Regions from separate parts of the Homo sapiens genome. Here regions 1 and 3 are each linked to region 2. Evidence: chromatin contacts called from ENCODE Hi-C or POLR2A ChIA-PET data. All regions are on one chromosome and are shown on one strand. Each heading gives the region's core, a stretch centred on a gene start or an enhancer-like site at or near the end of the contact. The rest is flanking DNA. Distances are from core to core; before and after follow the strand shown. Region 1 has its middle 39 kb from the start of RIPOR2. Region 2 has its middle 140 kb from the start of RIPOR2. Region 3 has its middle 56 kb from the start of RIPOR2.

The links. A loop is a pair of places that touch in the nucleus more often than their neighbours do. ChIA-PET counts read pairs that join two places held with the same protein, here RNA polymerase II (POLR2A). Pooled maps may share reads with other maps.
Region 1: a loop to region 2 is called in a pooled map, with 3 times the contacts of the local background. The contact joins two enhancer-like sites. A Hi-C loop is called at or near these places in 1 of 168 maps with a recorded cell type or tissue (K562) and 4 of 50 pooled maps. POLR2A ChIA-PET finds 5 or more read pairs at or near these places in 3 of 52 experiments (B cell, GM12878 and activated naive CD4-positive, alpha-beta T cell).
Region 3: a map of CD8-positive, alpha-beta T cell shows a loop between it and region 2 (9-fold over the local background). The contact joins two enhancer-like sites. A Hi-C loop is called at or near these places in 20 of 168 maps with a recorded cell type or tissue (B cell, CD4-positive, alpha-beta memory T cell, CD8-positive, alpha-beta T cell and 15 more), 16 of 37 single-sample maps with no recorded cell type and 26 of 50 pooled maps. POLR2A ChIA-PET finds 5 or more read pairs at or near these places in 3 of 52 experiments (GM12878, OCI-LY7 and activated naive CD4-positive, alpha-beta T cell).

The regions. Positions count from the first base shown.
Region 1 is chr6:24,973,238-24,976,354 of GRCh38, forward strand. It overlaps a transcript of RIPOR2 not described here. Among named protein-coding and RNA genes, the nearest start is that of RIPOR2, 39 kb to the left of the region's middle. Within about 2 kb of position 1,479, at least 4 of the 41 ENCODE cell types and tissues checked have a DNase peak (open chromatin) inside an H3K27ac peak, as active enhancers do; they include B cell, where a contact is called at or near this core.
Region 2 is chr6:25,069,575-25,073,072 of GRCh38, forward strand. No RefSeq gene overlaps it. Among named protein-coding and RNA genes, the nearest start is that of RIPOR2, 140 kb to the left of the region's middle. Within about 2 kb of position 1,302, at least 6 of the 41 ENCODE cell types and tissues checked have a DNase peak (open chromatin) inside an H3K27ac peak, as active enhancers do; they include B cell and CD8-positive, alpha-beta T cell, where a contact is called at or near this core.
Region 3 is chr6:24,990,179-24,993,533 of GRCh38, forward strand. It overlaps a transcript of RIPOR2 not described here. Among named protein-coding and RNA genes, the nearest start is that of RIPOR2, 56 kb to the left of the region's middle. Within about 2 kb of position 1,858, at least 3 of the 41 ENCODE cell types and tissues checked have a DNase peak (open chromatin) inside an H3K27ac peak, as active enhancers do; they include B cell and CD8-positive, alpha-beta T cell, where a contact is called at or near this core.

The DNA.
Region 1 (3,117 bases), core at 229-2,728, 96 kb before region 2:
GAAGATTCTCAAAGAATGTAGAACAACATTCGACCCAGCAATCTCATTACTGGGTATATATCCAAAAGAACATCATCCTTCTAGGCTGGGCTTGGTGGCTTATGCCTGTAATCCCAGCACTTTGGGAGGCTGAGGCGGGTGGATCACAAGGTCAGGAGATCAAGACCATCCTGGCCAACATGGTGAAACCCCCGTTTCTACTAAAAATACAAAAAAAAATTAGATGGGTGTGGTGGCGTGCGTCTGCTACTTGGGAGGCTGAGGCAGGAGAATAGCTTGAACCTGGAAGGCAGAGATTGCAGGGAGCTGAGATCACACCACTGCACTCTAGCCTAGTGACAGAGTGAGACTGCATCTCAAAAAAAAAAAAAAAAGTCATCCTTCTACCAAAAAGACATATGCACTCACATGTTCATCACAGCACCATTCACAATAGCAAAGACATGGAATCAATCTAGGTGCCCATCAATGGTGGACTGAATAAAGAAAATATGGTATATATACACCATGGAATACAATGCAGCCACAAAAAAAGAATTAAATCATGTCCTTAGCAGCAACATGGATGCAGCTGGAGGTCATTATCCTAAGTGAATTAATGTAGGAACAGAAAACCAAATACCACATATTCTTACTTATAAGTGGGAGCTAAATCTTGGGGACACATGGACATAAAGATGGGAATGATAGACACTTGGGATGACTAGAGGACGGAGAGAAGGAGAGGGATAAGGGTTGAAAAAGTAACTACTGGGTACTATGTTCACTACCTGGGTGACCTGGGTCAATTGTACCCCAAAACTCAGCATTACACAATATACTCATGTAACAATCCTGCACATGTGCTCGTTGAGTCTAATAAGTTGTGTTGGGTGGTGGCTCATGCCTGTAATCCCAGCACTTTGGGAGGCAGAGGTGGGAGGACTGTTTGAGCCCAGGAGTTAGAGACCAGCCTGGGTAACATAGTGAGACCTCCTCTCTGCAAGGAAAAAAATAAGATTAGCTGGATGCGGTGGTGAGCACCTGTGGTCCTAGTTATTGAGGATCACTTGAGCCCAGGAGTTCCAGGCTGCAGTGAGCCGTGATCGTGCCTCTGCACTCCAGCCCTGGGTGACAGAGCAGCATCCTGTCTCAAAACCAAAAAACAAACAAACAAAAAAACCCAATTGAAATTATAAAATATGTTCAACATCATTAGTCATCAGGGAAAATGGAAATCAAAACCACAAGAGAGTATTTCACACCCAGCAGGATGGCTACAACACACTGATAATCACAAGCGTTGAGGAAGATGTGGAGAAACTGGAGCCCCTATACATTGCTGGTGGGAATGTAAAATGGTGCAGTAGCTTTGGAAAGGAGCTTCGCAGTTCCTCAAAAGGTACCATAGCACTCAGCAATTCCATTCCCAGTTATATACCCAAGAGAAATGAAGATATTTGTCCACACAAAAACATGTATGCAAATGTTTGTGGCAGCATTATTCATCATAGCCAAAAATGGAAACAACTGTTCATCAACTGATGAATAGATAAAGTGTGGTATAGTCATACAGTGCAAGATTACTTGGCAACAAAAAGTAAGAGGTATTGATACACGCTACAGCATAGATGAACCATTAAAATATTATGCTAAGTGAAAGAAGCCAGTCACAAAAAACTACATATTGTATGAGTTTATGGAAATAAAATGTAAAGAATAAGCTAATCTTCAGAGACAGAAAGTAGACTGGTGGTTGCCAGGAGCTGGGGTGAAAGGAGAAGTGGGAAGTGACTGCTAATGGGTATGGGGTTTCTTTTAATGGTAATAAAAATATTCTAAAATTGATCATGGTGATAGTAGTACAGCTCTGTGAATATACTAAAAGCCATTGAATTATACACTTTAAATTGGTGAACTGTACGGTATGTGAATTAAATCTCAATACAGCTAAAATAAATAATGAATCTCTACTTATCTTCATTTGTAAATTTCACCAAACTACTAACTTTTAATTGTAGAAGTTTAAACACAAAGAATGTAGAGATATTTACAGCATGTATAACAGAGAATGGGAAATATACTTTAATAAGGAACTCTTCCAAATCAAATAAACAAATATAAAGAAATAAGAAAAAGATGTACAGCACGGTAAAAAACTAGGCAAACGACACAATATGCAAGAGAAGTACAGATGAACAGAAAATTCAGAAAAGCATGGGATGGTGAAAAGGGGAGACATTGATTAAAGGGTACAAATATTCAGTTATCAGACCTAATGTTCAGCATTGTGACTACAGTTAATAATAATGTATTGTTAGCCAGGCCCAGTGGTGCACACCTGTAGTCCCAGCTACTCGGGAGTCTGAGGCAGGAGGATTGCTTCAACCCAGGAGTTTAAGCCCAGCCTGGGCAATATAGTGAGACTCCATCTATAAAATAATGGTAATAATAATGCATAGTATACTTGAAATTTGATAAGAGAGTAAATCTCAATTGTTCTCAGCATACAAAAAAAGTAACTATGTGAGGTGATAGATATGTAAATTAACTTGATTGTACTAATCATTTCACAATGTGTCCGTATATTGAAACATCACTTTGTACACCCTAAATATATAAATATATATAATTTTTATTTATCAATCATACCTCAGTAAAGCTGGGAAAAAACAAACTTCTAGAGATTGGTTGGTTGTATAACAACGTGAATATACTTTAGCACTATTGAACTATATACACTTAATGATGATCAACATGCTAAATTTTATGTGTATTTTGCCAGAGTTAAAAATTTTTGAAAAGAGAAAAGTGTCAAATTTATTAACACCTAAAGAAATGCTAGCGGAAAGGTTAACTGGTTCAGCCTTTTTGGATGTCATATTAGTAACATGTTAAGATAATTTTTAAAATTCATCCTTTTGGTGGAATAATTTTATATCTAGAAAATAACAAGGAAAAAGAATATGTGCAAACATACTCACTATGGCATTATTTATAATGACAAAAATTGCCGACAGCCAAATGTATGACAATAAGGAAATAGTTACATATATTAGAACGTATATATGCCTTGAAATATTGTGCAACCACTTAAATTGTGTTTTTAAAAATGACTAAATTATTCTAGAAAATATG
Region 2 (3,498 bases), core at 52-2,551:
CTAGCTTTTGTGTACTGAAGGGAATGTTCATTAAGAAATGAATGTCTTAGACATAGGCCCCTTTCCTATTCCTGGTTGGCCTAAAGATGCATAATTTGAAAAAAAAAAAAAAAAAAAACGGCTCGGGGGGTGGTTGGGGAGAAGTGACTTCAAAACACAAGAAATAACATTGCTTTGCCTAATAAAGTGACGTTTGAACTCCTCTGCTTGGCAAGTTAGGAAAATATCCCTTCCTTCCTAAAAATGGAGACAACTTTCTGGGAAAATAAACATTTATTGCTCAAAGGTCTGTGGGTTTGAGTCCACCTTCACCTGCATGTTTAGCCATGGGAAGATCTCTAAGACAGCCATACTAAGAGTGTACCTGCCTGCCCTGGATGCCAGGAGGCCTTGAAGTCCAAAGCCAGCAGGGCTCCCTCCCTCTCAGCCATGGACCCCGGGGTCTTGCAGTGATACAGGTGGTGGCTGATTGCATCTATGAAGCCATTGAGGAATTATTAGTGTGAATATTTCATTTGGAAATGCACTGCCTAGGAACAGGCATGGTCCTAGGATGAGTTCCTATGAGGTCCTAGGATGAGTTCCTTTGAGTGGAAGAGGTCTCCTAAATCTTGGGTGAAGAATGCCTGGGTGAGATAGGAAGGAGAGATACATTTTTTTCCCTCTCCCTATAAAGAGGCCTGGATTTGAGAGCAGGAAATAATGATTAGGAGTTGTGTGCATCCCAAAGCACCCTCCTGTGAAGGGAGCCTTAGAGATGGGTGTGGTGGGGCATGCTTGTAGTCCCAGCTACTAGGGAGGGTGAGGTGGGAACACTGATAGAGCCCAGGAGTTTGATGCCAGCCTGGGAGACATAGTGAGATCTTCCATCTCATTCAGGAAGGAAGGGAAGGAAGGGAAGGGAGGGAGGAAGGTAGGAAGGGAGGGAGGGAGGGAGGGAGGAAGGAAGGAAGGAAGGGAGGGAGGGAGGGAGGGAGGAAGGAAGGAAGGAAGGAAGGTTAGTTTTTCACCAAAATAAGAGGAAGTCATACTTAGCATAAAACTTTAATTTTTAACCTTCTGCTCTGTAGTGTCCTTAAATACCCAAAAGCTTCGGTGAAGCGTGCCGCACATCAGCCTGCAAGGCAGTGGGGTGAACAGGACGCTACAGGGTGGAGGGGGTATCTGTGTGAAGACTCAAGGGAGAGCTTCCAAGGGACCACTGGGACCCCAAAGGAAGCCCCTCTCTTCCTAGATACATCAGATGAAACAAACTCTTGAAAAGGTGAAAGGCAGCCGCTTTAATTACTTTGAAGTCCTCATGGAGTCCACAGCTACAGCTTTCAAAGGGGCAAAAAGGAACTAGTGTGCCGGCCGCAGGGTTTTGATGTGGTCCTCTTCCGCCACCTGTCGACAACATAGGCTCATTGCAGTTTCCTAATGTACCTACTTGCAACTGTTCAAGGTAGCATTTTCTCCATTCAAATTAAAATTGAGTCCACAGGGAAAATACTTATTCTTACAATTCTAGTTTAACTATTTTTTTGGTTCAACTAACCTTGATTTTTAGCTGTTAAAATAATAACATGGCCATGACAAGAAGGCAAAGTTCTGATATCTTTTTTCTTACGTTTGGTTAATGCTTTAGAATATATGGAGGCACTGAATAAGGTTTTCGTTGTTTCTCAGAAAACATTATCCCCTTAAAGGTGTTGAAGGCATTTTTGGAAAAGAAAGAGTGCACGAGTAACATTTGCAAACAGCAGAGTGGTAGTTTCTGCAGAATTAACATTGTGGAGCACCGTGGGAAATATATGTTTAGGTAGAACACAGAAGACTGTCCATGTTACATGGGCCTGCACATTCACTGGAAGACTGAGATGCATCAGAACAATTGTTCATATCCTTTGATTCCATAATCCAATTTCAAGAATTTTCTTGCAAGAAAAGAATTTAAAACATGAAAAATGTAATATGGATGGTATCTTCATAAGATTGTTTAATAGTCAACAATTGAAGAAAAGTTGAAGCTATGGCTCATTCAGAATATGGAATATTATAATTATTTTAACATGTAGTAATATGAAAACATGATGTCTAAGAAGATATAAAATATCTAACTAAAAATAGAAATATTTAATAAAGCTAGAAAAGAATACTAAAAATATTATAACTGAGTTACAGCGGTAGAGTTAAGGGTTTACAATGTTATATATACTAATGTTTTTGTTTTTCTAATTCCACAACAAATATAAAAATGCTTTATAGTAATACATTTAAATGGTACAGAAGCATATAGAGTAAGAGGTAGAAGATTCCATTACCTTCCTGTCTTTCTTCTCCCTGTTAATAGATTGGTGTAAGTGCTTCACATCTTTGTCCTTGGAGTTACACACACACACACACATGCACATGCATGCACACTTACACCCACACATGCATATATACATTATATATTATTTACAGGCATACCTCAGAGTTATTGTGGGTTTGATTCCCGACCCCCGCGAGAAAACAAATAATAAAATGAGTCACACAAATTTTTTGGTTTCCCAGTGCATATAAAAGTTATGTTTATACTATACTATAGTCCATTATATGTGCAAGAGCATTATGTCTAAAAACCAATTATATATGTTAATTTAAAAAATGGTTCATTGCTAAAAAACATGCTAATGATCATCTGAGCCTTCAGCGAGTTGTAATCTTGCTCGTTGAGGGCCTTGCCTTGATGGTGGTAGTTGCTGAAGGCTAGGGTGGCTGGTGCAATTTCTTAAAATAAGACAGCAATGAAGTTTGCCACATCAATTGACTCTTCTTTTCACAGAGGATTTCTCTGTAGCATGTGATACTCTTTGATAGCCTTTTAATCACAGTAGAATTTCTTTCAAAATTGGAGTCAATCCTCTCGAATCCTGCCACTGTTTTATTAACTAAGTTTATGTTATATTCTAAATCATTTGTTGTCATTTGGACAGTGTTTACAGCCTCTTCACCAGGAGTATATTCCATCTCAAGAAACCATTTTCCTTGTTCATCCATAAGAAACAACTCCTCATCTGTTAGTTTTGAGATTGCAGCAAGTCAGTCACATCTTCAGGATTTACTACTAATTCTAGTTCTTTTGCTATTTCAACCACACCTGCAGTTACTTCATACACTGAAGTCTTGAACCCCTCAAAGTCATCCAAGAGAGTTGGAATCAACTTCTTCCATACTCCTGTTAATGTTGATATTCTTACATCCTCCCCATGAATCAGAGATGTTCTTGGTAGCATCTAGAAAGGTGAATCCTTTCAGAAGGTTTTAAATTTACTTTGCCCAGGTCCATGAGAGGAATTACTATCAATGGCAGTTGTGGCCTTATGAAATGTATTTGTTAAATAATCAGGCTTAAAAGTTAAAATTACTTCTTGATCCATGGGCTGCAGAATGGATGTTGTGTTTGCAGGCATGAAACCTTAATCTCCTTGTATATCTCCATCACAGCACCAGAGTGACTTGGCACATTGTCAATGA
Region 3 (3,355 bases), core at 608-3,107, 79 kb before region 2:
ATGATGTTTGTAGTCATATTGTAACATGTGCTTTTAGGCAATAACGTCTCAGTGTGCTGAAAAGATAAAGGTCTTAGTTTCTGGACGTGTCAAAGGACAAGACCAAATCAACTTTAATAGGTGGATATTTGCAAAAACATCATTGATAGTGCTTCTAATGATGTAGAAAAGATAAATCAGCAAATAAGAAGTCAATACCAAAAGAGGAACTCCAACATTGCAGACAATTAGAGCTGATGACAAAGATGTGATACCTGGATGCTCAGAGCTTCATATGGCCTCATGGTCTCAAGAAGCCACAATCGTGAGTCGTACCCTGGGGCTTCTGAAAAAAGTGGACTGATTGGACTTATGTTGATACGAGTGAATAGTTTAAAAGCCGCTGTTTCAATATTGTCTACTATGACCATGATGGTTTATAGTTTAAACTTATCTGTATAATGTATTAGAATGAGAGGACTGAATACTCAAAGGGTGACTCATAGCGTGCATTTGTTGCATTGTTTGAGAACATTCAGCTATGCTGTAGAAGGAAAAAAGAAATGGGATATGTCATAAGCTCATAAGAGGTGTTAAGTAAAGTACTTAGTAGAGCACGTGTATGTTAAATATAGATAGAAAAGAATGGATGGGCCAGGAGAATCCTAGTATTTTATGAGATCATAAATATACACGAGGCACTTGGGCACTAAATGTACATCAGACATATGAAGCTCTAAATACACAATAAAATCAAAATGCTCAGGATACGTAAAATATGCATGCGCACTCAATGTTCATAACACTTTAATTTGGCCAGCCATTGGTGGTACCTATCATGACCCACATGTTCTCTGTCCAAGGCACAAATAAAACCCATGGCTGTTCAATAGTCTAATCAATGAGCTACAATTGCAGCCAGGCATACATGGCCCTGTTCCTGTGTCTTTCTAACAAGCATGCGTCATTAGCCCTGGGAACCTTCTGCTTGTAGAGCTCTTGCTCAAACCTCAGGTAGGTCTGGTCTTTATAATCACAGCTTCAGTGTTGAAGGCTGATGCAGCTGAGAGAGAGGACGTAAAAACTTTGTACACTGTAGGATTCAGATAATATTATTCTTTCACCCTACTTGCTTTCTATCTTACATTACCTTACCAGATCTCTTCTTGCTATGTATTTTAAATTGTTTTAATAACCTATATAATTTGACAATTTTAATTTAGTCTGTGAGCCATTCTGTTGTGCGACTTCTTGGGTAGCTTGTCTGGTGGTATACTAGGAGGTACATTGCAACAAGGTAATTTCCCACAAGACAGATAGGATTCAGAATTCTGGAAACCTCAACCAGCTAACTGCTATGATTATGTCCCCCTGCTAGGTAACCAAGGGACATCTATGCACAGTGGCTGAACGCCATCCATGAAATCCCACCTATGGGTTTAGGTTTATGGAATTCACAACCAAACCTCACTGTGGGCCCCCAGTGTGCTGGGCCTCTTGGAGCCCTGAGAAGTCCTCTGCTTAGATTAGGTGGCCACCAAAACTGGCTAAGTGGCCTCTGTATCTCCCAGACCCATATCCAAACCTCAGCTTAAAGGGTTTTAATGAAACCCTCAAAGGAAAAAAAAGAATAGCCTCCTAGAGACAGCTGGTCAAGGGAAGAGTTAGGTGAGTTGGTCCAACCTGCTTACTCCAGACCTTCCGAGGGAAGCTAACCCCATCCAGGCAGGAAGCAGCCCCACATCCCTCTTCTTGTACCTGATTTCTGAGATAAGAGAGCTCCACAGAGAGAGTTCACCACGTGGACTCAGAGTTTCAATTCATTTTGCATCCACTGTGATATTTTAAAAGCTTTGACTCTTGACACCAAAGCCCTAGGGGGCAAGACAGGGAGCCTGACACTCCACCTGGTGGTCAGAGTGTTGTATTAACAGGTCTTTGCTAAGAATCTGTGCACTGAGTTAGGAAAGCATTTGATAATGGTTTTTTCTCAAGAGCTCTGCAAATGGTCACAAAACAAGGTACTATAGGAGGAGATCCTTCCTTTGGAGTCCACTTGGCTTGAGTGACCTTTATAGTCCATTCTCAATCTTAGCTGTCATGAAATTTTCATAATTTGTCTTATCACGCAGAAGACATTACAGGTACTCCTCACTTTGCATGGTTCCAATATGCACGAATTTGCTCCTCCACCTGATAAACAACTTCAGCAAAGTTGCAGGATACAAAATCAATGCCCAAAAATCACTGGTATTCCTATACACTAGCAACAGCCAAACCAAGAACCAAATCGGAAAGGCAATCCAAGTCACAATTGCCACAAAAAGAATAAAATACCTAGGAAAACGGCTGACCAGGTAGGTGAAAGATCTCTACAATGAGAATTACAAAACACTAATCAAAGAAATCAGAGAAGACACAAATAGAAAAAATCTCATGCTTATGAATAGGAAGAATCGATATCATTAAAATGGCCATACTGCCCAAAGCAATTTACATATTCAATGCTATTCCTATCAAACTGCCAATAACATTCTTCACAGAACTAGAAACAACTATTTTAAAATTTATACAGAACTAAAAAGAGCCCTAATAGCCAAGGCAATCCTAAGCAAAAAGAATAAAGCTGGAGGCATCACATTACTAGACTTCAAAATATACTACAAGGCTATAGTAACTAAAACAGCATGGTACTGGTACAAATCTGGATTTACATGTAAAACCTCATGATTTTAAAACAACGACAGCAATTCAAACTTAAATATCCTATGAGCCAAGCAAACAAAGTGCCACCAGGGAATGGCCTTTATTGTAAAACATCTGCAATAAGGATATCTTTGAATGGAAGACAAATTTGTTTGTTGTTTGTATTTCTGTCAGGTCAATAGTAATATTTTGTTGTTTGTATTTCTGTCAGATCAATAGTAACATTTTGTTCAGCATTTCTAATTGTGTTTATTTGATCTTCTCTCTATTCTTTATTAGCCTAGCTAGTGGCCTACTTTATTAATTTTTCCAAAAAACCACCTCCTAGATTCATTGATCTTTTGAACGGTTTTCTCTTTGTAGGTCTCTAAGAACTTGCTTTATGAATCTGGGTGCTCCTGTGTTGGGTGCAGATATATTTAGGATAGTTAGACCTTCTTGTTGAATTGAAGCCTTTACCATTATGTAATGCCCTTCTTTGTCTTTTTCTCCCCTTTCTTGGTTTGAAATATGTTTTGTCTGAAATTAGGGTTGCAATCCATGCTTCTTTTTCTGTTTTCCATTTGCTTGGTAGATTTTCCTCCATCCTTTTATTTTAAGCCTATGAGTGTCATTATGTGTGAGATGGCTCTCTTAAAGACAGCATACCATTGGGTCTTGCTTTTTTATC